3 separate regions of the Homo sapiens genome follow, and regions 1 and 3 are each linked to region 2. A link is a loop called in an ENCODE intact Hi-C map of the cell type or tissue named here. Cell type or tissue: PC-3. All regions are shown on one strand. Region 1 overlaps ENTREP2 (endosomal transmembrane epsin interactor 2). Region 2 holds the start of ENTREP2 (endosomal transmembrane epsin interactor 2). Region 3 overlaps ENTREP2 (endosomal transmembrane epsin interactor 2).

Region 1 (8,000 bases), 200 kb before region 2:
TTTGGGCTGAATCCCATTCTCACTGTAAGATTCAGTCTGAATCAGTCTTCTCCTACTTCAACCTTAGTGGAAGCAGCATGACACAATGAAAAGAGCATGCCCTCTGAAATCAGACACACCTAGACTCCTCCATCCAAGCTTTAGCAATTACCCTTGTATTATGCTACCCAAGTACATAATCCCTTTGAAAAGGACATGCTCTTCAAATGCAGCTGTGAATACTTGTCTTGGGCCAATGTATAAAAAGCACCAGGTAGGCACCAGTTTCCTCTTATCTTTCTAAATAAAAATTATATACAAAATTCATTTCTCGATTTCTAACTTGCAGCAATTTCCTCCCATTATCTTATACAACTTTATGTATCTTTAACATTTTATTGATATTTTTATTTCCCCAACTCATATCATAACCTCACCTAGAACCTAAACCTAAATACCATATCTTAACCTTCTTAGTTTCCAAGTCATTGCACGGCTCAGGGCCCTGTGCAATGCATTTCATTACTGCGGCACAACAGGCTCTGAGCCTCATCTCATGGCAATTCTGACGACCACTCTGTGCTCACGGTGTGCTGATGGTGTCCTTTATGTATCCAGGACAGATAGAACAAGGAACTGCTGACCAGGCAGGTTACAGAATCAGCCCAGGGTTAGACACTTACAGGTCCAATGGGGAAGCACCCCAGGAAACATGTAACAAAGCCTCCATTAGCAGCAGCTGGACAAATTCTTCCCCTCTTCTGGAAACATCCTTAAGCTTTGCTGATGCCCACACCTGGGGATACTAAGTGGTTTATTGTAATCAAGAAATGTATCATGGTCTTGGGGTCCAGCTACATGCAACTCACTTCACAGCACATTAACCAACAGACACGGATCACAGGAAAATCACTCCAGCCATAAAGAAACACACAGACTCTGGGACTCCATCCAGAGGCACATCCCAGGGCTTCTGAGCTCCCAGAGACGGCCCCCACTCAGTGCTGTTCCACAGACCTTACCACCCACTCAGTCTCTACCTTCACAGGAAGAGAGTAACATTACCCAGACAGGGCTATGAGAATAACTCACTCTTTCTCAGAAGCTTCTCAGCCAGTCAGAAGCAGCAATCAGGGAAAAGTTGATTACAATTGTTTCCAGGTGAATTCAAGATGATGCATTTAATTATGATTTTTGAGCACATAATTACCTTATTGGGTATCTTTGTCTACCTTGTTTTTAATCTTTTTTTTTTTTTTTTTTTTTTTTTGAGACAGAGTCTTGCTCTGTCACCCAGGCTAGAATGCAGTGGCGCGATCTCGGCTCACTGCAACTTCCGCCTCCCGGGTTCAAGAGATTCTCCTGCCTCAGCCTCCAGAGTAGCTGGGACTAGAGGCACACGCCGCCACACCCAGCTAATTTTTTGTATTTTAGTAGAGAAAGGGTTTTACCATGTTACCCAGGCTAGTCTTGAACTCCTGAGCTCAGGCAATACGCCCGCCTCGGCCTCCCAAAGTGCTAGGATTACAGGCATGAGCCACCGCGTCCGGCCCCTTGTTTTTCATCTTTCTATTCTAGCTCGCTGTCACTTGCAAAAAGTTAAGTTTTTATATATTTTCAATAAAAAATGTGCCTGATGGATTAAAAGAGTTTATACTTCCAAGTGAAGTGACTTAAGCAAATAAAAATAATTGTCATGTTTCAATAAAAATTAGTATTTTATCAACAACTATTTTTAATTTCACTTGGTCTTGAGTGGTTTCCTTATGTTATACTTTAGTCTGTTTCAGTCTCGTTTTTCTGGTTAGACTATCTTTCCCTGCTGATATTTAATACTGTTAGTAAATTTAAAAGAAGCGTATTAGTCCATTTTCATAAACGAGGTGGGAGGTTGGGATACTTAAGCTGCTTTATGAGCACAGCAAAATTCTGCATTGTTTTAAGGATCTGTACAAATATGTTTTCACCCTACTTCCTTCTTTTCTTCTGCACTTAATAAATGAAAGCTTCATCTTTAATGTGACCAAGCAAAATACATTCTCTTAAAAAAAAAGGTCACGACCTTGACTGTAAGAAATCCCCAAAGTGGATTTATAATGAATTTTCCGAATAAATAATGACTCCAAATACATTTACATTAAAAATATTAACCTTTAACTCACCTATATTTTTAATAGCATATAAAGTGATATTTGAGCTCAATTCATGGCTTCGAAAGAAAGCCTTGCAGGCTTTCTATAACTCATATTAAAGGTTAAGATGATTCATAAATTTTTTTCCACAGAATATGGCAAACAGATGACTTTGTAGTGTGACTGGGACTGAATTTCTGATGGGCACAGCAGGAAACATTTCTGTAAGTGCAAAAATTCAAAGACACTTTTGAAAAGAAGTTAATATATGCAGCGTAAGATTTTAAGCTTTCTTACATTGAAAAATGATCAGCATAGCAATGAAGAGAGAGAAATAAAAAAACCACTAATCCAGGCTGAAGTTCATTCATCACACACTTCCAATTCCTTGATATCTGCATGTTACATTAAATACTGCAGTGGAGAAAAACAAAAATAAGAGAATCCAACTAGAATGGAAAGACAATCAAAGCTATTTTTCTTCAACAGTTGTCTATAAGTTTCCAATAAAATTGGGGCTATGACAAGAATCGAGCATTTATACTTATGCATAAAGTAAGGGCTGGTTTCTCTAATAGGGCTAATTATCGGACACCTATTACCACCACTCCGGGGACAGCATCAATGAATCAAACTCCACAGGACTAGAAATATTCTGACTAGTGTCCAGGATAACAGGAGAGCTACCAGGGCTTTTGGTGCCACACACCTGGGTTTATTAGGGCCAGAATTGCTCTCCATAACCTAAGAACCACCCAAACATCCGCAGGATAAATGCAAAACCCTGGGAACCCTCTTTTTTTTGAGAGAAGAAATATGGAAGGAAAAAAACTTTCCTCTATTTTGTAGCTTCTAATTAAAAGGAATCCATGAAAGAATTAATTGCACCTAAACGTATTTTACTACGTCTTACGTTGTACTGCAGTAAGTCTTAAGATGAGCTGCAGAGGGGAATGGATTATGCCTTACTAAGGCATGGAAAGAGGTTTTTTTGGTTATATTTTAAGGTCTCAGGTAAGGCACTGATTAAGAGCCAGTTGGCCTGGGCTGGAAACCTGCCCACCACTTGCCTGCCACACACCTGCCCTGTGCCTCAGCTTCTCTTTTGGCTAGGATGATAACAGAGTTGTCTCACTGGGGTGTCATAAGAAGTAAGTGCAGCAGGCATCTATCTGAACAGGGCCCAGCATATAGCAGTTTCCCACCACGCTTGTTATTGTGGAAGGTACACAGAAATGGTCGGATTTCTCTGCTGTGACGTCCTTCCATTCAGCTCTCTTGCGGTAAAACGCTTCAGTCTAAGTGCCTTCCTTCACCCAGCTGAAAGGCAGAACACTTACTCCCGTTTTGGATAACAGTGCAAGCTGTGAGTCATAACTGGTGTGGGAGACAGAGATAGATCATGCCTTTCCCTATTGTTAGTCATTTCAAATAAACTGAATGTATCCTGGTTTGGGGGTGATGCCTTTAAAAATTTTTTTTAATTTAAAATTTTTTTAGTTGACTTTATTTTTAGAACAGTTTTAGGTTCACAGCAAAAGTTAGCAAAAGGTACAGAGAGTCCCATACACTCCCTCCCTCCCCAGAGGCACAGCCTCCGCCACTACCACCAGCCGCCAGCAGAGTGGTGCATTTGTTAACAACTGGTGAACCTACATTGCCACACCATTATCACTCAGAGTCCATGGTTTACATTAGGGTCCACTCTTGGTGTTGTACATTCTATGGGTTTGGAGAAATGCATAATGACCTGTATCCACCATTATATTATACAGAATAGTTTCACTGCCCTGAAAATCCTCTGTGTTCCACCTCTTCATCCCTCTTTCCCAACCTGTGACAACCACTTATCTTATTACTGCCTCCACAGTTTTGCCTTTTCCAGAATGTCATATGGTTGGAACTATACAGTCTATAGCCTTTTCAGATTGACTTCTTTCACACTGTATTATGCAAAGTTTCTTCCATGTCTTTTCATGGCTAAATAGCTCATTTCTTTTTTTTTTTTTTCTTTTTGGGACAGAGTCTTGCTCTGTTGCCCAGGCTGGAGTGCAGTTGTGTGAAATCGGCTCACTGCAACCTCCACCTCCTGATTTCAAGAGATCCTTCCATCTCAGCCTCCCAAATAGCTGGGATTACAGGTGCCCGCCACCATGCCCAGCTAATTTTTGTATTTTTAGTAGAGATGGGATTTCACCACATTGGCCAGGCTAGTCTCAAACTCCTGACCTCAAGTGATCCACCTGCCTCGGCTCCCAAAGTGCTGGGATTACAAGCTCATTTCTTTTTAGCACTGACTAATATTCTATTGTCTAATGTACCACAGTTACATATCCATTCACCTAGTAAAGAACAAGGTTGCGCTTTTTTTACCCCACTGCTCTGGGAATATAGTTTCCAAAAATTATAAAAAAAAATACAGAGCCGCTTTTAGTATTTCTGAAGGCTGCTCTGATTTGTCTTTGTCCTTTAAAAGTCTGCAGAAAAAAAAAACAAAACTGAATCTAATAAAGGTGCTTCTGACATTTCTGCAACCTAAACACGCTTTACTTGGTATCTTCCGTACCCTCACACCAGAAGACGACACCTTTGTTGGTTCTGTTTGTTAAAGACTCAGAAGCCAGGGCCCCAGCACCACCCAGCAACCCCCCGAATCAAGGTGCAGCAGAACCCAGCATTCACGCTGAAACACGTGTCCTGTGCTCTGATGTAGACCCAAATCTAACAGCCATTGACATGGACTGTTAGATGACTTCCGTTATCACCTACTGGGATAAAACCTATTTTGTTTTGGCTAATAAATACTGTTCTATGTCATTACTATTATTATTATTTTCGAGATGAAGTCTTGCTCTGTCACCTAGTCTGGAGTGCAGTAGCATGATCTTGATTCACTGCAACCTCCGCCTCCCAGGTTCAAGCGATTCTCCTGCCTCAGCCTCCTGAGTAGCTGGGACTACAGGTTCATGCCACCAGGCCTGGCTAATTTTTTGTATTTTTAGTAGAGACAGGGTTTCACCATATTGGCCAGGCTGGTCTCAAACTCCTGGTCTCAGGTGATCCACCCGCCTCGGCCTCCCAAACTGCTGGGATTACAGGCGTGAGCCACTGCATCCGACCTTCATTAAATTTAATGTATTATTTAAACTAGGATTTTTTTATCAGCTTTATTGAAGTATAATTTACATAAAAGAAAACCCAACCATTTAAAATGCACGGTTCCTGACAAAGTACAGCCTGATAAACTCATATGGCCATGGAAGCACCACCGCAATTAAACTACAGAACATTCCATGTCCCCAGAGTTTCCCTTGTGCTTCCCTGTAGCCATTCTCTTCCCACACCCCAGCGCCAGGTGACCACTCATCTCTCCTCCATCACTAGAATTTCAGAAAAATGGAATCATACAGTATGCAGTCTTTTGTGTCTGGCTTCTTCTATTTAGCCATTTGCTTCTGAGATTCACCCACATTACATGTATCAACAAGGAGAATCTTTTTAACCCCAGAAATACTCTGGCTGGAAAGTAGAAAACTATTCAGCAAAAGCTACTGTAGAAAAACACTCCAAGATGATTAAGAACTGTATTCCACCCCTCTCAAATAAGACCCTTGAACAACAAGTGATTCCTATTTTAGGACAGCAAGGAGATTGCCAAGTGATGGATACAATGTATTTATTTTTTAAATATCTTGCTAGCTAAAGACCTTTAAAGATATTTGGAGAGAGATGACATCAGAAAAAGTGGCAAAGACCTAAAAATTCACTCCTCCATAAGAGGAAAAAATAACTGAATGAAATGGTTAGAATCAAGTTGCTCATAACTCTGGAAATTAACCAAAGGCCTGCAGCAACCTTGGAAGCATTTCTTCAAGATGAAGAGCTGAATCTCGGTAAGAACAGTAGGATTTGGGGCATTTTGGCTTGCCCTAGTCCCATCCTCCATTCCTCATCTCTACAGTACCCTTGAAAAATAAAAGCTCACATGCCTGGTGCAGCCTGGAAGCCACTTGAGGGAAGGGAACAAAGCTGGATCTTTTCCAAAGTCCCATTCCCAAATAATTCTCATGATGTGACCATTCTGGTGATTCCCTAGAAGACCATACTTACAAACCTAGTTATATTTGACCTGACCCTGAGCTCACCCAGTGTGAACAGTCTTTTCCCTGGGGGTGACTGTCAAATACATTTGTAGGCAAGTGTTTTCACTTTGCAGCTGCCTAATCAGTAGATAATAGTTGGGGCAAACAATATATTAATCTAAACACTTAAAAAAAATCCTGGGGAATAAGATGCCCATAGCACTTTTGAAACGCCCCAATATATCTCTGGGAATACAGAGTGCCACATGCATGCATAGCGCTGTGCATATGCCCAGGAAAGCCCTGAGAAGGCTCTAAGCTCTCAGATGACAACTGCCTTGCAGAATGTGGAAGGTGTGCCCCAAGAGTCACACAGACCCCCTTGTCAAAGACTGGGAGATGTACTGGCTCCAGGCATTTAAAGAAATCTCTGTCCAATAACTAGGTAACTCCTAAACTAACTTGGTAGACAATTCAGTAGCCACACATGACAAAGAATAGGCTTTACAGAATTCATTCAGAAAAGTCATCAACAATAAACTATAGTGGACAAGAAGAATTTGCTTTCTAGAGGCACCACATTATATTAGTGAAAATGCCCAGTTTTCAACAAAAAAAAAAAAAGAGAAATATGAAGATACAAGAAAGCATGGCCCATATTCAGGCAAAAAAAAAAAAAAAAGCAATCAATGTAAGTGATCCCTGGCCTGGCACAGTGGCTCATGCCTATAATCCCAGCACTTTGGGAGGCTGAAGTGGGGAGATCACTCTTGAGGTCAGGAGTTTGAGACCTGTCTGGCTGACATGGTGAAACTCCGTCTCTACCAAAAATACAAAAATTAGCTGGGCATGGTGGCACATGCCTGTAATTCCAGCTACTCAGGAGGCTGAGGCACGAGAACTGTTTGAACTCTGCCAGGAGGCAAGGCTGCAGTGAGCTGAGATCATGGCACTGCACTCCAGCCTGGGCAGCAGATTAAGACTCCATCTCAAAAAAAAAAATATATATATATATATCTAGCTCACATATACATCTCATACACACACATATATATACACACATACACACACACACATATATGACCCCTGAGAAAGGCATGGTGGACTTAGAAGACAAAGACTTTAAATCAGTTATTTAAACGTATTAAAAGAACTAAAGCAAACTGTCTAAAGAACTAAAGAAAAAGATGACAATGATATCTCACCAAACAGAAAATATTAATGAAGAGATAGAAATTATAAGAACCAAATAGGGCTGGGCATGGTTGCTCATACCTGTAATCCCAGCAATTTGGGAGACTGAGGCAGGAGGACTGCTTGAGGCCAGGAGTTTGAGACCAGCCTGGGCAACATAGCAAGATACTATCATTAACAAAAAAAATACACAAAAATTAGCCAGGTGTGGTAGCACTCACCTGTAATCTCAGCTACTCAGGAGGCTGAGGCAGGAGGGAGAATCCCCTGGGCCCAAAAGTTCAAAGCTGCAGTGAGCTATGATCATACCACTGCACTCTAGCCTGAGAGACAGAACAAGACTCTGTCTGAAAAAAAAAATAACCAAATAGAAATTATAGATTGAAAAGTACGATAACTCAAATAAAAAACTCTCTATAGGGGTTAAAGAGCAGATTTGAGTAGACCAAAGAAAGAGTCATCAGTTAACCTAAAGATAGGTTAATTGAGGTTATCCAGCCTGAGCAGCAGAATAAACAATGAAGAAAAATGAACAGATCCTAAGAAGTGTGTGAGCCATCATAAAGTGTACCAAAGTGCATGCAATGGAGTATATCAACAGGAGAGGAGAGAA
Region 2 (8,000 bases):
AAAGAAAGAAAAGAAACATTTTCCATACATATATATACAAATTCTAATACATTTTATGATTGTAAAGGGAAGCATGGAAGGATTGCATTAAACAACACTGGTAATGTTGGTGGTCTATGGGTAGAGAATTGGGGTAGGCGAAAGCTATACATTGTTTGTGTGTATGTGTGTGTATATATATTTTTTGTTTGTTTGTTTGTTTGTTTTCTGAGACAGAGTCTTACTCCATCGCCCAGGCTGGAGTGCAGTGGCGCGATCTCACTCACTGCAAGCTCCGCCTCCTGGGTTCACGCCATTCTCCTGCCTCAGCCTCCAGAGCAGCTGGAACTACAGGCACCTGCCACCACGCCCAGCTAGTTTTTTGTATTGTTTTTTTTAGTAGAGACAGGATTCCACCATGTTGGCCAGGATGGTCTCGATCTCCTGACCTCGTGATCCACCTGCCTCGGCCTCCCAAAGTGATGGGATTACAGGCGTGACCCACCGCACCCAACCTATTTTTTTTGAGATGGAGTTTCACTCTTGTCCCCCAGGCTGGAGTGCAGTGGAGTGATCTTGGCTCACTGCAACCTCCGCCTCCTGGGCTCAAGCAATTCTCCTGCCTCAGCCTCCCAAGTACCTGGGATTACAGGTGCCCACCATCACACCTGACTATTTTTTGTATTTTTAGTAGAGACAGGGTTTCGCCATGTGGGCCAGGCTGGTCTCCAACTCCTGACTTCCAGTGGTCCGCCCGCCTCAGTCTCCCAAAGTGTTGGGATTACAGGCATGAGCCAACCATGCCCAGTCACTTTTTTATCTTCAGTTATTTTTACTTTTTATATATTAATTTCAGAGTATGAAAAAAATCCAGTGGAGTTGCTTTTTAAAGGAAAAATACACACACACACACACACACACACACACACAGAGTCAGCTTCCAATGGCTACGTCTTTACCAACATATGTAACTGGTAATGTGGATAACTCACAATGTAGCTGTTTGTCCCTGAGTTCTGGGCATTAATAAAATCTCCAAGAAAAATAACAAACTACTCTATTAAAGGATAACTATTCAAGACCTCCATCCAGCTCTCTTAGTCTTCTAAACTATGAACACAGCTCATTACCTCTCAAAATGGGCAGGACATCTATCCACAAGGGAACTGATCCACCTGCTGACTCACTGGCTGGCACAGCCCGGCACAGGAAAACCACCTGCAGGGGGTCCTCAAACAATGGAAACTGCACAGCTCTGTATTCATCACAGACCTCCGGCCAGGCCTGACACCCACCCCTGTCTCCAACCTTGCCGAGTCCTCCCCTTTCAACCTTAAACTTCTTCAACTTGGTCCAGTGGAATGGCTCCTTAAATTTCTCTTGTATCTTCACCTTTCCAGGCATGTTTTATGCTTTTCCTAAGAAAGAGAGAGCCTCCTTGCTAAAGTGGACCCCTTTACCAGCATGCTTTATTTCATCCCCTTCTGCCTAATCGTTAGCAGGAGTTTGGCCTCTAAAAAGTCAGAGCAACTAAGTTCAAAGCTACTTCATAGCTGAGTGACCTTGGGTAAGTCACTCATCCCTCTTCCCCTTAGTTTACTCAGCAGAAGCACCAAGATTTCTTGAGGCTTTGGCTTGGAACAGAGTCAGGCTCAGTTCTGCTGTGTTCCAATGGCTAAGGCAAATCAGAGGCCCAGTCCAAACTCAGGGAGAGGGAACCACACAAAACCCTGAGCACCAGCAGGCAGAGGCCACCAGAGTAACAGGCTATTACACACACAATAAGTAAGTGCTCACTAAGCATGGGCTGTCTGTCTTAGCTAATAATTTTGTTTCTTAAATCCAGGAGAGTTGTTTCTACAATGGGTTTTCACCATGTGCAAACCACAGAGAGGGCCTAGAAAGCCATATGTTGCTAAAGAGCACATAGGTCTCATTTTAGAAGATTTAGAGAAACCAGAGGGCAGCCCTAAGCCCCACAGTATGGATTTCTTTATGAAGCCAGCCCAGCCATCCCAGCTGCCATTCTTAAATGACGAACAACCTTGGCAAGGCAGTTGCACCAATCTCAGAGGGCAGGCATATATATGGCAATGGGTCAGTGTTCCCCACTCACAACCATGTTAACATGCAAACCTGTCTCAACACAGCAGGAACCAATCATCATTTCTGCAAAGTGTTGTAGACAACAGATGAAAAATGGTATACACTGTACCGTACTGAAAGAACTTTCAAGGTGCTTGCAGCAAAGTAAGTTTGAAGACAGAAAATAAGCCCATGAAAAAACAGACAGGAGGGTGGGAGATGGAGGACTCAGGACAGAAGTCATCTTATAATCTCCAAAATGTAAGCAGAGTGTGCTGTGTTCATTGTTGATCCCCAGACCCTAGAGTAATGTCCATACATAGGAGAACTGTGTGGAATTGCTCAGAATCATAGGAAGCTAGAACTAACAGGTTATAGGTCGGGCACAGTGGCTCAAGCTTGTAATCTCAGTGCTTTGGGAGGCTGAGGCAGGAGCATCCCTTGAGATAAGGAGTTTGAGTTTGAATCCAGCCTGGGCAACATAACGAGACCCCATCTCTTAAAAAAAAAATGTTTTTAGTATTAGCCAGGCATGGTGGTACACACCTGTAGTCCTAGCTACTTGCAAGGCAGAGGCAGGAGGATCGCTTCAGCCCAGCAGTTCCAGGCTGCCGTGAGCTATGATAGTGTCACTGCACTCCAGCCTGGGCAAAAGAGCGAGATCCTGCCTCTTAAGGCAAAAAAAAAAAAAAAAAAAAAAAAAGAATAGGTTAGAGCTGTTGAAGAGAATAACACTGCAAAAGCAAACTGAATTAACTGTTTTACACATTTATTTAACTCTTTAAACTAAAATGTAGGGGATGATGTGCATTTTTCACATAAATAAGCTTTTCTACTGTGTCCAATTAATGTTTTCCCCTTTAGGTTTATTATTAAAAGGCAGTTCTCTCTCCACACCCTTGGGAACCCAAGGCTAAACCAGGAAGGGCGGGCTCAGGGAGGAGCCAGGAAGTGGAGCTAATTCACCAGTCTGCCACCTGTAGGCTGGTTCCAGCAGACTTAAACCTCAGTGCCCGCTAGACAGACATGAAAACAATGCATATTAAATAATGGTAAAAACTGAGCAATAGATGTGTGAAAACTATATAGAGAGGGGCATTTAAATCATGGCTCCCGTGTGCTTGCCTCCAACCTCCTCTCTTTTCTTTGAATACTCCCAGCTATGACCACACAGTCTGTTGTTCCTATTCAGCTCTCCAAGGCTCACCCTTGATCTAAAATACGCTTCGAAAATTAATACTCCCATTAGGATGAACAACCACACCTGTATCGATCGAGGTGTTCCAGAGGCAATTTTGCTCAGATCTTATGGTAAAAGCCATGCAATGAACTTAAAAAACAAAGACCATTATGAAATAAACAAATAAGCAAAGCTGGACGAATTTTTCAAATTTTAAAACTCAAGAACAAATAGCAAACATTAGTTTTAAAGGATTGGTTTGGATTTCTGTAGATGGAAGTAAAACATACTGAGTTTACAAGCCTATGCGATGTATTTCAGCACGATCCACCAAATGCAGTTACAGATGTCAAGAGTTCTCAGAACAAGTGCCTCTCTTCATAAATATCTGCTCTGCATATATATCTCTCCCATTCCCATAACGTCCATTCTTTGTTAATATAGGAAAAAAACCGACTTTCATCAAAATGCTACAAAACGCCAAAAATTAACTCTTGGGGACAGTCACTTTAATCGAGACGTCTTTCTTCTATGGAGATTTGTTCACCACTGGCTTCTCTGATTTGGTGGTTAAGAGTCTGAAAATCGGTCATCCTTAAGGTCTGGAGCTCAGAAAGCACGCCGCCCCCCCTTGCCTGCCCCCTGCCCCAGGACGCCGGATGCGGGTCGCCTGCCCAGTCCCGTCGCCCACAAACCACGCCGTTCTGGGCGGACGCGGGAAACCAGAAGTCCCCGAAGCCAAGTCAGCGAGCGACCACAGGGGCCGCCCGGCCGATCCCCGATATCCGGGCTGACCCAAAACCCGACGGGAGGCGCCCCTCCCCCGCCCCCCCACCCCACCCCCCACCCCCACCGCCCCCGGTCAGGGCCGCCGCGAGGGTGAGAGGCGCGCCCACATGCTGCTCCGCTCCGGGTTCGGCTCCCACCTCCTCGCCTCGGCCGCGGCCGCTCGGATGGCGAGGTCGTGTCCCCGGCGCGCGCGGTCCCCGGCGCTCCCTCCGGCCGCTGCGGGCTCGGAGGACGGCGGGCGCCTGGCTGCTGTTTCCTCCAAGAAAAGTAACTCCGGGAATCAGCGCAATAGGAGCGGGAACGCGATGCTCCGAGAGCGGCGAGCCGGGCCCTGGAGTTATTCTGCTCGGAGTTTCGAACTGCGCCCCGCGCTGCAGCTACTCGGCCCCGGCGTTGGCCGCCGGAACTTGCCGCCCGCGGTGGCGTCCCGGCGGCCGCAGCGCCTAGCCCCCCCGGCCCGCGCAGTCCCCGGAGCCCGTCCCCGCCTGGTCGCGGACACTCACCGAGAAGCCTGCCCAGAAGGGGCAGGAGTGGCGGACGCGGGCCGAGGTGGTGAGCGCCAGCGCGGCGAAGCTGACTGCCACGATGAGGCATCCGAGCGCCATCTGCGTGGCCCCGAGCGCCAGCACGATGCGGGAGCGGCCCGGGCACTCGCGCAGGCGGGACAGGCTGCGGGGCAGCGCGGCGGGACGCGGCGCTCGGGGGCCGCCGGCCGGAGGCATCGCGCCGGGCGCCCGCACGCCTCGCCCGCTCCCGCCCGGCCCGGCGCGCGCCGCCGCCTCTCCTCACAGAGGGTCCGAGGCAAGTTGCGCCGGGTGCAGGGACGGCCTCCCAGCCGGCTGCCAGGGCTGCGGCGGCCGCGCGCCGGGAGCGGGCCGGGCCGGGCGGGGAGCCGGGCGCCCGCAGCCCCCGCCGGTGCCCGCGCCCATGCCGCCGCCGCCGCGCCGCCCGCCCGCCGGCCGCGCCGCGCTGCGCCCTCCCCCGCCCGCCCCGCGCGCTCCCCGGCCCGAGCGCGGGCGCGAGCCGCCGCCGCTGCTGCCGTACCGGGCGCGAGCCGCTGCCGTCCCCGGGCGCGAGCCCCGCCGCCGTGCGCTGGGCCCCAGCTGGGGCGGGAGCGGGAGCCGGGACCCGGGAGCCGGGAGAGGGGCGGGGAAGGCGCAGGTGCGGTCCTGGCGTCCCAGCCTCCGCGCTCACGCCTCGCGCCCTGGCGGCTGCAGGTCTGCGGAAGGAGAGCGGGGGCGGCAGCGCATCAAGGGCAACGGCATCAGCCTCCGCGGCGGAGCCCTGGGTCGGCTGCGCGGAGGGGCCCGATAGCGGCAGCGGGCCAGCCGAGCCTTCAGAGCCTGGGGACGGCTCGGGATGGGCGCGCGGGGCGCTGAGGACGGGGAGACGGGCTGGGAGCAGACAGGAGGGAAATTCCGAGCGCTGGGCCGCAGGTGTGGCGAACAGGAGCCTCTTGAATGCAAAAATCCAAGATCCAAGATGCTGCTTTTCTGCAGTTCGAGAATCTCCCAAGCCATCCGCTGAGAGAACTCAGCTCTGGAGGACATTCCGAGAACATTGCCAGGACACACACGATGTCCCTTACCCACCTTTGGTTTGCATGCTTTTGATACAAGTTAAAAGTTTGGGCTTTAAAAAAAAATTGCACAAAACGAATTTAAATGCGCAATATCATTAATAACCGATTAAACCATCTCCACTCCCTCTTGCCAACATAGAGTTTAAAATATCTAAGTACTGGCTCCCTTGGAATACCGGGAAATCCTGCAAGTTTTGATTGCCATAATTCCTTTGTGGCCCTGTTGATGAGCCAACTTTAAGACTCTGCTTGTGTTGAAAAGGGCTGCATTGACAGATTAAGAGATCACCAGCGTTAGGGAGTCTGAAGGGACCAGACGTGAAAAGGCAAAGTTCAGAGTAATAAAGGGAAACGGCCGGTCATTTCCTGAGACCATTCTTCCGTGTCTTTCTAGCAGACCTTACTGTTGGATGAGAAACGCTAGAGAGTGTAGTCCCAAAATATCTCGGTTGCTGGTGCTTGAAATTTCACCGTTAGAGATATTGATTCCTTTGGGGCTTGACGATCCTCTATTAAAATGCAAATTCCCCTTGAAGGGGCTATAGCTCAAGCCTTTATCAGCCAACACTTTAGCAGGGATGGGATTTATTTTCCAATTTAACGAGATGGCCAAGGGATGAACAGGGGGTAGGGAATTCCACAGATAGAGTGACTGATCTCAAAATGCTGGCCCGTGGCCAAACGCTGCCTTCTCCCCCAGTTCTTATCTTTAACAGGACTAAGCCTCTGGCCGGCATTGTTTAAAGCACTCCAGTACAAATTCCAATTTCCTGGAGACATTTTCTGCCTAGAAGTTCGCAGTGCAGCACTTTTTAAGAGCTTGAAACAATACAAGGCATGACCCTGGACTGGCAGGAAGTTATGTTCGCATTTGATCATCTCCCCCATTCATTCATTCATTCATTCATCCGTTCATTCATTCCTCCAACAAAAGTTCATAAAGAGCTCTCTAATCATAAGGCTTTTTTTTTTTTTACGTTCTTAGGGTACATCAGTGAACAAAACAGACAAAAATCCCTGCCTTTAAGGGATTCAGAGAGAAACACACAATAGCCTAACAAATTAGTGAATTACAGTTTATTGACATTGTATACTATTCAAAAAATAGTATACACCCACTATGTGCCAGGCACTGAAGATCGAAGAATGAGTTGCAAGCCCCCTGTACTCAGAGAACTTTCGGTCTAGTGGGAAGACTGGCGGCACACTGGGTTCAGTGTTATGGAGACTACACAGTGCCCCCCCAACCCCACCCCCACCAAAAAAAAGGAATCAGATGATAAGGAGATTTGAAAAGAGTTTTCTGACCACAATACCAAAAATGGGTTGAGGGGTGCCCAAGTGAAAGAGTGTTCAGAGGCTGTTACTGTCAGCTGGCAAGAGGTGATAGTGTTTTGGATTAAAGTGGGGTTAGTGGAGATGTCGAGAATTGGGTGTGTTTGGGAGATGTTTCGGAGGTGTCAGTGATGAATTAAACAGAAGGGGGAGCCAGTTGGTGACCTCCAGTGATCTCCCATTTATGAATGAGAGATGCTTCCAAAATATATGTGAATTGATTTGTTTTATTTATTTATTTAAGAAAGGTACGGAAAGAGAGCTCCAAGCAATACAGCAGGAGATTTTGGTGAAGGTGGGTTAGGAGAGGGATCTACTTTCGCTGTAAAATTTCGTTTGCATCCAAAGGGAGAGACTGATCTAGAAATTAAACTTACTTCACATTTCTATCAATGAAAAAGCAGTTTTGTTGATAAAATGAAAACTTTAGACAAATAAATTTAACAGAGTTTACTTAAACAATGAACAATTCATGAATAAGGCAGCCCTCAGAATCATAAGAGGTTCAGAGAACTCCACTCTGCCATGTGGGCAGTGAGTATGTATAGACAGAAAAAGATTGAAGAAAGTAGAAATGAGGAACAAAAAGCAGATTAGTTGTTTCAAAGTTACTTTCCCCATAATGGTTAAAACGGAACTTCCTTATCATGTCTGCTCAAACTGGCCTTTCTGGATATTTGTCTATTCTCTCTCTTCTTTCTCTCTCTCTCTTCTCTCTCTCTCCCCCCCTCTCTCTCTCCCTCTCTCTCTCTCTCTTTCTCTCTGTGTCTGTCTTTCCCCCACCCCTCTTCCTCTCCTTCTCCTGATTTCTCATAAAGTCAGCTAAACAACCGAGTTTCAGCTTGGTGGATTAGGACTTTAGCATGACTGACTCCATTTTAATTTGGTCTGTTGGTGGGAGCTCTGTCCAAATCAATGGCCTCCAAAAATTTTTATTTCATACTATGTTTTACAGAATTTTTTAATCCTGTTGTATTAAATGCAACAGCCAAAGTTACCTTGATGAACACTTGCAATTTGGAGATATAAATAGGGAGATAAAAGTAGTTA
Region 3 (8,000 bases), 120 kb before region 2:
GGGAGGCCAAGGCAGGTGGATTACCTGAGGTCAGGAGTTCAAGACCAGCCTGGCCAACATGGTGAAACTCCGTCTCTGCTAAAAATACAAAAAAAATTAGCTGGGCGTGGTGGCAAGTGCCTGTAATCCCACCTACTTGGGAGGCTAAGGCAGGAGAATCACTTGAACCCGGGACGTGGAGGCTGCAGTGAGCGGGATTGAGTGCACTCTAGCACTGCACTCTAGCCTGGGTGATGGAGCGAGACTCTCTGTCTCAAAAAAAAAAGGGCTTAAGCAATTTCCAATTATTTAAATTTTTTTGAACTTAATAAGCCCAACAAGATCTTTCTCCTTTCTAATTAATGCTACCAGGTGAGCATCTTGAAAAACAGTGGCCTATAGGTGGGTCACCATTCTCCGTTGACACAAGCCCTCCTACAACAGCACCTCGGGGAGGGAGCCTCAATGGGCTCCAGTGCTTCACCTATGATGGGATTCTGTGGATTTAAAACGAAGACACACCACTGACCTTCAAGAATCTCCCTGGCAGATATCTCCCAAACATTCAGTCCTGATACAAGTATCTTCATAACTGGAATTCACCTACTTCCAGAACGTCAGGATGAGTACCCAGGACAGCTCTGACTGCCTGTTGCTTAAAACCATGCCCAGGTCATAAAGCCCTCACTGTACTGTACCCTAAATGCACTTAAGCGACTGTTTTCTACAGTGTCCTAGTACTGAATGTTGACACTAACCTATGAAACTAAGTGTCATACTTACTGTGAGGCAGAGAAACCATCAACTGACCACAAGGTTTGTTTCAAGAACAAATCGAGACGAACCAATAATGCAGAGGCTAAATTTTTCAAATCAATAATAATACAGTTCACATGCAAGAGCTTTTGAAAACTCTTCCATATGATAAATATCACATCACATCGGTAGAGATGGAAATTAGATTGCTCAACCAGGTGAATCAAATTTAATCCAGCTTTTTCCATCCTGTTTTCTAAATATCTTGTATTATTTTAAATTAGTTTTGAAAAATCAATCTGAAAGTATAAAAGATACAAATGAAATCTGGGTCTTGGAGCCCCTGGGTCTAGGAGCCTGATTCCAAGAACACATTTCACCTGCAGCTCCAACCAGGGGTCTCTTCCCAACCCCTGGCCTGAAGGTCTCCAGCCTGGGATGGAGCACCTCCTTCCTTAGAAACAAACACTGTTACTGCATCTACATGAAATGGCTCAAAAGAGTTAAGAGAGAATGTTGCGATCACTGAAGAATGGTCTGAATGAGAAAGAAAGAGTAGTGGACATTTAAAGCTTAATTGCCAGACTCAGCTTTTCCCTTAATCAGGGAAACTGACCTAATGAGAACAGAGGGGTCTCTGTGAAGCTGCCAAGCTCAAAGGAGGCAAGGCAGCATAAAGAGACATCTGAAGGCAGGTGTGACATCCAAACTAGGAGAAGCTCAGAGAAAGAAGCAACCAGGGACAGGACAACCTCCATGAAACGATGTGTTTGAGCTGAGGTGCTGGCCATGGTGCTGACAGGGGTCAGCTTGGGGAGGCCCAGGGAGGTGGAAGATGAAGGCTTGATCACTGACTGGATAGAAAGACAGGGACAGGAAGAAGAAGGAGCTTGGCAGGTGAAGTGCAGGCACAAATACCTACCCTTCTCTGCTTTCGGAATGTGATGAATGTGAATGATCACCCTTTATGTCCTTTATAGGACAAAAACCTCAGCAGAATAAATAACCAACATGTTAGTCACACTAAAGAACCACTCTGAAGCACAGAAGAATAAGCAGAGTAAGATGAACAAGACAAAAACTTTAATATTAAAGAAGAAAATAGAAGTTTGTTACAACAAAATTACACCAAACTTGTTAACAGAACAATGTGGCAGCTTAAGACTCAAGACTTTATTTTTCTCATCCTCAAAGGTCCACTTCATGGTTTTAATTAGACAAACATTTTGTAGAGTACTATAATTCTCTATCTTTTAAATACACATTCACATTATGGTGAAATTGGGAAATCCTAATATTTACTTGTATTAAGAAGTGTTTAAGCAGTCCCTTTCCTCTACAAACTCACCGGTACCTGTTGTTTTTTGACTTTTTAATAGAAGCCATTCTGACTGGTGTGATATGGTATTTCATTGTGCTTTTGATTTGCATTTCTCTAATGATAAGTGATATTGAGCATTTTTTCATAGGCTTGTTGACTGCACGTATGTCTTTGGAAAAGTGTCTGTTCATGTCCTTTGCCCACTTTTTAATGAGTTTCTTAGTTTTTTGCTTGTACATTTGTTTAAGTTCCTTGTAGATTCTGAATATTGGACCTTTGTCAGATGCATAGTTTGCAAATATTTTCTCCCATCCTGTAGGCTGCCTGTTTTCTCTATTGATAGTTTCTTTTCTGTGCAGAAGCTCCTTAATTATGTACCATTTGTCAATTTTTGCTTTTGGTGGTGTTGTCATGAAATCTTTGCCAGTTTCCATGTCCAAAATGGTATTTCCTGGGTTATCTTCCAGGGTTTTTATAGTTTTGGGTTTTTACATTTTAGTCCTTAATCCATCTTCAGTTGATTTTTGTATATGGTGAAGGGAACGGGCCCAGTTTCAGTCTTCTGCCTATGGTTAGCCAGCTATCCCGGCACCATTTATTGAATAGGGAGCCCTTTCCCCACTGCTTGCTTTGCAGGTGGGGGTGTAAATTAGTTCAATCATTGTGGAAAGCAGTGTGGCAATTCCTCAAAGAGCTAAAAACAGAATTACCATTCAGCCCAGCAATCCTAGTACTGAGGATAAACCCAAAGGAATATAAATCATTCTATCATAAAGACACATGCATGCATATGCTCTCTGCAACACTATTCACAATAGCAAAGACACTGAATCAACCTAAATGCCCATCAATGGTAGACTGGGTAAAGAAAATGTGGTACATATACATCATGGAATATGATGCGGCCATTAAAAAGAATGATGTTCCTGCAAAGGAACATAGATGGCCATTATCCTTAGCAAATTAATGCAGGAACAGAAAACCAAATACTGCATGTTCTCACTTAAAAGCGGGAGCTAAACAATGAGTACACATGGACAGAAAGAGGGGAACAACAGACTCTGGGGCCTACTTGAGAGAAGAGGGTGGGAGGAGAGAGAGATTCAGGAAAAAAAAAAACTGTTGGGTACTATGCTTAGTACTCAGGTGAGGAAATAATCTGTACACCAAACCCCCAAGTCACGAATTTACCTGTATAACAAACCTGCACTGAACCTAAAATAAAGGTTAAAAAAAAAGAAGTGTTAACAGCTCCAAATAAGTAAGAGTAACTGTCCACTCCCTGCAGTTGTTCCCACTGAGCCTCTGGTGGCCCCACCCCAATCCCTATGGGGTCTAGAAAGAGTGCCCCGGTCTCCCTGGTCCTTCGCTGATGATGGGGGGTGGCAGCTCTCTGGCCGGCCCTCGGCCCTCGGCCCTCGCCTCTCGCCTGTTAGGTACCCTGGACTTCTCCACATCCTTCCCCACCCCTTCTCGCCTCTCCCACAGGAGTCTGCAGGACCAGGCCAGCAGGTGGCTCAGCTGAGCATCTGCAGACACAGCACACCGACCCCACAGAGAAAAGGCACTCCCAGACCACTGTCACAGAGAGCTCATGTCGGGGGCGCGAGGGGCTGAGAGGGGCCAGTCACAAGTCAGGCAAGTCCATACAGGGACACAGAGAGCAGGCAGAGGTCAGGGCAGCTGTGGATGACTCGGGGCGTGACTGAAATGCATGAAAGGATGGTTCAAGAACAGCCCAGCAGCTCCCCTCTGCCCACCACGGGAGGGTCTTCACTATCAGTGAGGAATTAAGACTGCAGGCAGCGAAGCCCCCTCCCCACCGGAACCTTGCAGGGCTCCCTCGAGGGGCCACCACTCCTATCACAGCCACTGTCCTGCTCATCCCAGTGACCTTAGGGGCCCCACCCCCCTGCAAGTCCTGCTCACTGGCAAGCCTAGCTTGGAGGCAACGCTCGGGGCAAAGCCAGAGGGTCCTCCCCAGGCCTTCTGTGCAGACCTCTGCGAAGAATCCTGCTCAGCAGTAGATATTTATTGTATTTTAATATCAGGGCCAAAAGCTACAGTTCGCTTTTCAGTTAAGTAAATGTGTATTCACTAAAGGGTTTTAAAACCTTTTTCCTGAAAAAAATGTTCTAGACCATCAAATGCCTTTTTATATTGTTAACTTTTACTCATTTAAAATGCATGTTTTCTAAGCCACATTTTACACACTTTTCTATATAGACAACTCTCAATTAATTCCCTAAGCCAAACCCAGAAATGTTTAACACACACTTTATTGACACTAAGGCACAAATGATGAGTGGCCTCTAGTGTTACCCACAACCATCTGCTTTCTCAGCAGCACTGGCACCTGGTGCTGACAGCCCCTCACCCACCCCCATCTCCCATTCCCCATCCCAGAGCAGGCAAGAGGGGAAGTGGATATTGGGAATCCTGAGAGAGCAGGGATTTGGGGCAAGCAGTAACCAGAGAAGGGAAGCCATAGCCCTTCACCCTCGTCAGCTCCCAGAAGCCTCTGAAACACCAGGAAGGAGGCCTCATGCCACATGGTATGGAATGGGGCTCAACTAATGTGATGTGGCGAATAAGCAGAACACGGGCTGCTTGGCTGTTTCATCTGCTTCTGTTTTCTTGGTAGTATCTGGCCTATCAGAGACAATTATACCACACCACAGTCACAGTCCTACCTGCCTCTGAGTCCTAAGTGCAGATTCTTAAGAAGAACAGACGGGAATCCTTTAGCGTCACAGGGTAGGTGTGAGTCTGCGCTCCAGGCTCCAGAGATGCTTCTGCAAGCATGCTGCCCAAATCCACGTCTTTTCTGCTACTGGGAGCTCTCTCATCTTTAAAATACAGAATGCATTTCTCATATCTGAAGGAATATATTTAACTGGTGTCTCAACATAACACTTAAAGCAAAACCCAAAAGCAGAGGGTGGGGGGTTGGGGGGAGTAAAGAGCAGCCATATCCCAGTGGAGGGGCAGGAGGAAGAGAAAGAAGGCCTCAGGAGACCTGGTCAGGCCGGCTGAGCGGCAGGGGATGCAGGACAAGCAGGCAGAAATGAGTGGAAAAGCTGAGAGAGGCCGAGAGGAAATTAAACCGGAGGAGGCAGAGCCAAGTAACGAGCAAACATGAAAGGAAATGCCTCCCTGCTTCCTGCCCTTTCTAAAATCACCTCGAGGCAACTGACCACAAATAGTCTTCTATCACAATAAAAAAGGAGATCAGAAATTTCCCGGCTGTTTAGTGGCCTGCCAATGCCACACCACAGTCACCGGCCTTCACTGAACACCCCGGTGCAGGGGGAGAGAATGTAATAACTTCTTAAGAATCTGCACTTAAGCCTCAGAGGCCGGTAGGACTGTTACTGTGGTGCAGTGATCACGGTGCTGCAAGGCACGGCAGGACAATTTCACAGCCCTGTCCTGGAAGTGGCGGAGGGGAGGAGGACTGTGCCTCACAAGCAGTGTACTAACCCAGGGATGAAAAGCACACATTTACTTAACTGAAAAGTGAACTGTAGCTTTTGGCCCTGATATTAAAATACAATAAATATCTACTGCTGAGCAGGATTCTTCGCAGAGGTCTGCACAGAAGGCCTGGGGAGGACCTGCTAGCTTTGCCCCAGCAAATACAGAGCATAGACACCCCCACCGGCCAGAGTGCCCTGGGCTGGGCTGCACACTTCCTGTTGATTTCTTGTCCAATTATCTCAATAATACATCCTCAAGGAAGGAAGTGGAGAACACACAGAAAAGAAGAAAAGAAATAACGTATATCACCACCAGGAAATAACCACTGCTGCTAATATTTTGATGTGTTTCCAATCAGACTTTTTTTTTGTACATGCACATTGTACAAAATTGGAATCCTACTGTATAGCAGGAATCTTGCTGTGTTCATTTAAAATAACATGAGACCTTCTCCAGGCCACTGAATATTCTTTGAAAGCACGGTTTTAATGGCCACAGAATCTGGGAATGACATAGTATAACCACCCTGCTATTATTAAGATATTCAAGCTGCATCCAATTTTCAACTATGATAAGTAAAGCTTCAGTGAGTCTCTTTACATACAAATGATACTGACATCTCCGATTTTAATATAAACCCTTAGAAAGAGGATGATTGAGTCAAAGGTCACAAACACTTCTTTTCCAGAAGGTTCCATCACTTGACATTTCCTCCACTGGAGTATGAGAGTATTCATCCTCCAGCACTCACCCATACTGAGAATAATTATGAGACTGCACCAGTTTGGTGGACCCAAAAACAAAAAAGAATTTTTTAAATTTGCATTTCTCTGATTACTTGTGAGGTTTGGTACTTTTCTATTTGCCTTTTATTTTTCTTCAGTGACTTGCCAACTAGAGTCCACTGCAGATTTTTTCCATTTGATGTTAATGTTTTCTTATTGATTTATGACTGCTTTTAGTATAATAGGGATGGATTGGCAGGTGGACAGCGTATGTCCTGATTTACCAATTCTGTTGATGCTGTTTGACACACACAGGATGCTAATGGATGTGTGGTCAATTGTATCAATCTTTCCCCTTATTATGACTTCCATTGCAAGTAGAGTGTCATGGCCCTTCAGCCTGGGATCCAGACTCAGCTCCCCCACTCACTATCTCAGTGACCCTCTCTTTGCCTCAATTTCCTTGATTGAACGTGCAGGATAATGAGAATGCATTTAATCCATATAGTTAGTATGTGGCACACAGCCTCAGAGATGGCCCCAATGCCCCCCACCTCCTATAATGGCATTCACATGTGATCCCTGCAGGTCCAGCCAGCAGGGGCCAGGGCCTGCGAACAGCCACGGAGTGAGCTTGGAGGTAGATACTCCCCAGTGGTCCCTGGAGATGACGCAGCTCCAGCCAACACTTAGTGAGATCCTCAGCCAGAGGCAACCTGCAAAGCTGTGCCAAGATTCCTGGCCCACAAAACTGGGAAGTAATACACATTCGTTGCTGTAAACTGCTACATTTAAGGGTGATTTGCTATGCAGCAGGAGATTACTAATGCATTATACACGTAAAGCACTTAGAACAGTGGCTGTGGCAGATCACACAAAAAAGGCCTAACACGTTGACAGTCCTCCCATGGAAAGAGGAAATCCGTCTCCACCTGGGGTAGCTCAGCTTGACTGTGTGATTTGCTCTGACCAATGGAGCTGTGGCAAACGTGAAGTCACCTACACACAGGAGCCTGCCTCTTACAACTCCTGAAACTCTGCTGTCTCCATGTGAAGAAGCCCAGCCTGCTGGGGGATGAGACTACAAAGCCCATCACCCCTGCTCACCCCAGTTTACAGGCAGCCATCCTGACAATGCAGCCCATCACCCCTGCCCGCCCCAGCTTACAGGCAAGCCATACTAACCATGTGAGGCCATCAATGCACGACCATGAATGAGCTCAGCAAAGAGAGCCACCCAGCCAAGCCCAGCCTGAATTTCCAACCCAAATCACCCACTGAGTAAGTAGTTGCTGGTAGAAGCCACTATGTTCTGGAATAGTTTGTTACACAGCATTTGATACCTAATACAGCTGCCATTATTACTACTATTATTGTCTTGGGATCAGTTACATGATCATACATATTTCTTAACAGTATATTTATGCTTTTACTTTTTAATCCATAGGAAACTTATTTTTGTGTATGATATTAGGTGAGGACCTAACAATGTTTTGCCACACAGCCAGTTCTCCCTTCTCCATAAAACTGCAACACCTTGTTTTCACATATTAGAATCCAGAGCAGGGGCTCCCAACCCCCAGGCCACCGACCAGTATCAGTCCATGGCCTGTTAGGAATCAGGCCGCACTGCAGGAGGTGAGCAGTGGGCAAGTGAGCGAAGCTTCATCTGTATTTACAGCTGCTCCCCACTGCTTGTGTTACCACCTGAGCTTTGCCTCCTGTCAGATCAGCAGCAG

Evidence for each region. Peaks named below come from ENCODE experiments on the same cell type or tissue, not always from the same donor. Only the 100,000 strongest peaks of a DNase experiment are listed, where the experiment ranks them.
Region 1: a loop joins it to region 2, with 2.9 times the contacts of the local background. A loop is called at or near these places in 2 of 110 quality-filtered maps.
Region 3: a loop joins it to region 2, with 2.4 times the contacts of the local background. A loop is called at or near these places in 4 of 110 quality-filtered maps.

What each region holds. Positions count from the first base shown.
Region 1 is chr15:29,361,144-29,369,143 of GRCh38, forward strand. All of the region lies in intron 2 of ENTREP2 (endosomal transmembrane epsin interactor 2), which reads right to left. Among named protein-coding and RNA genes, the nearest start is that of NSMCE3, 95 kb to the left of the region's middle. In PC-3, a CTCF peak has its summit at 3,739; a DNase peak (open chromatin) is centred at 3,468; H3K27me3 peaks cover 1,705 bases.
Region 2 is chr15:29,565,969-29,573,968 of GRCh38, forward strand. ENTREP2 (endosomal transmembrane epsin interactor 2) reads right to left here and starts at 5,011. Exons shown (of 11, transcript NM_015307.2): 1 at 4,537-5,011. The coding sequence starts at 4,755. In PC-3, CTCF peaks have their summits at 3,065 (motif pointing left) and 3,264; a DNase peak (open chromatin) is centred at 3,033; H3K4me3 peaks cover 483 bases; H3K27me3 peaks cover 4,875 bases.
Region 3 is chr15:29,447,821-29,455,820 of GRCh38, forward strand. All of the region lies in intron 1 of ENTREP2 (endosomal transmembrane epsin interactor 2), which reads right to left. Among named protein-coding and RNA genes, the nearest start is that of ENTREP2, 120 kb to the right of the region's middle. RefSeq lists a silencer at 1,432-1,632. In PC-3, a CTCF peak has its summit at 3,564 (motif pointing right); a DNase peak (open chromatin) is centred at 5,261; H3K4me3 peaks cover 603 bases.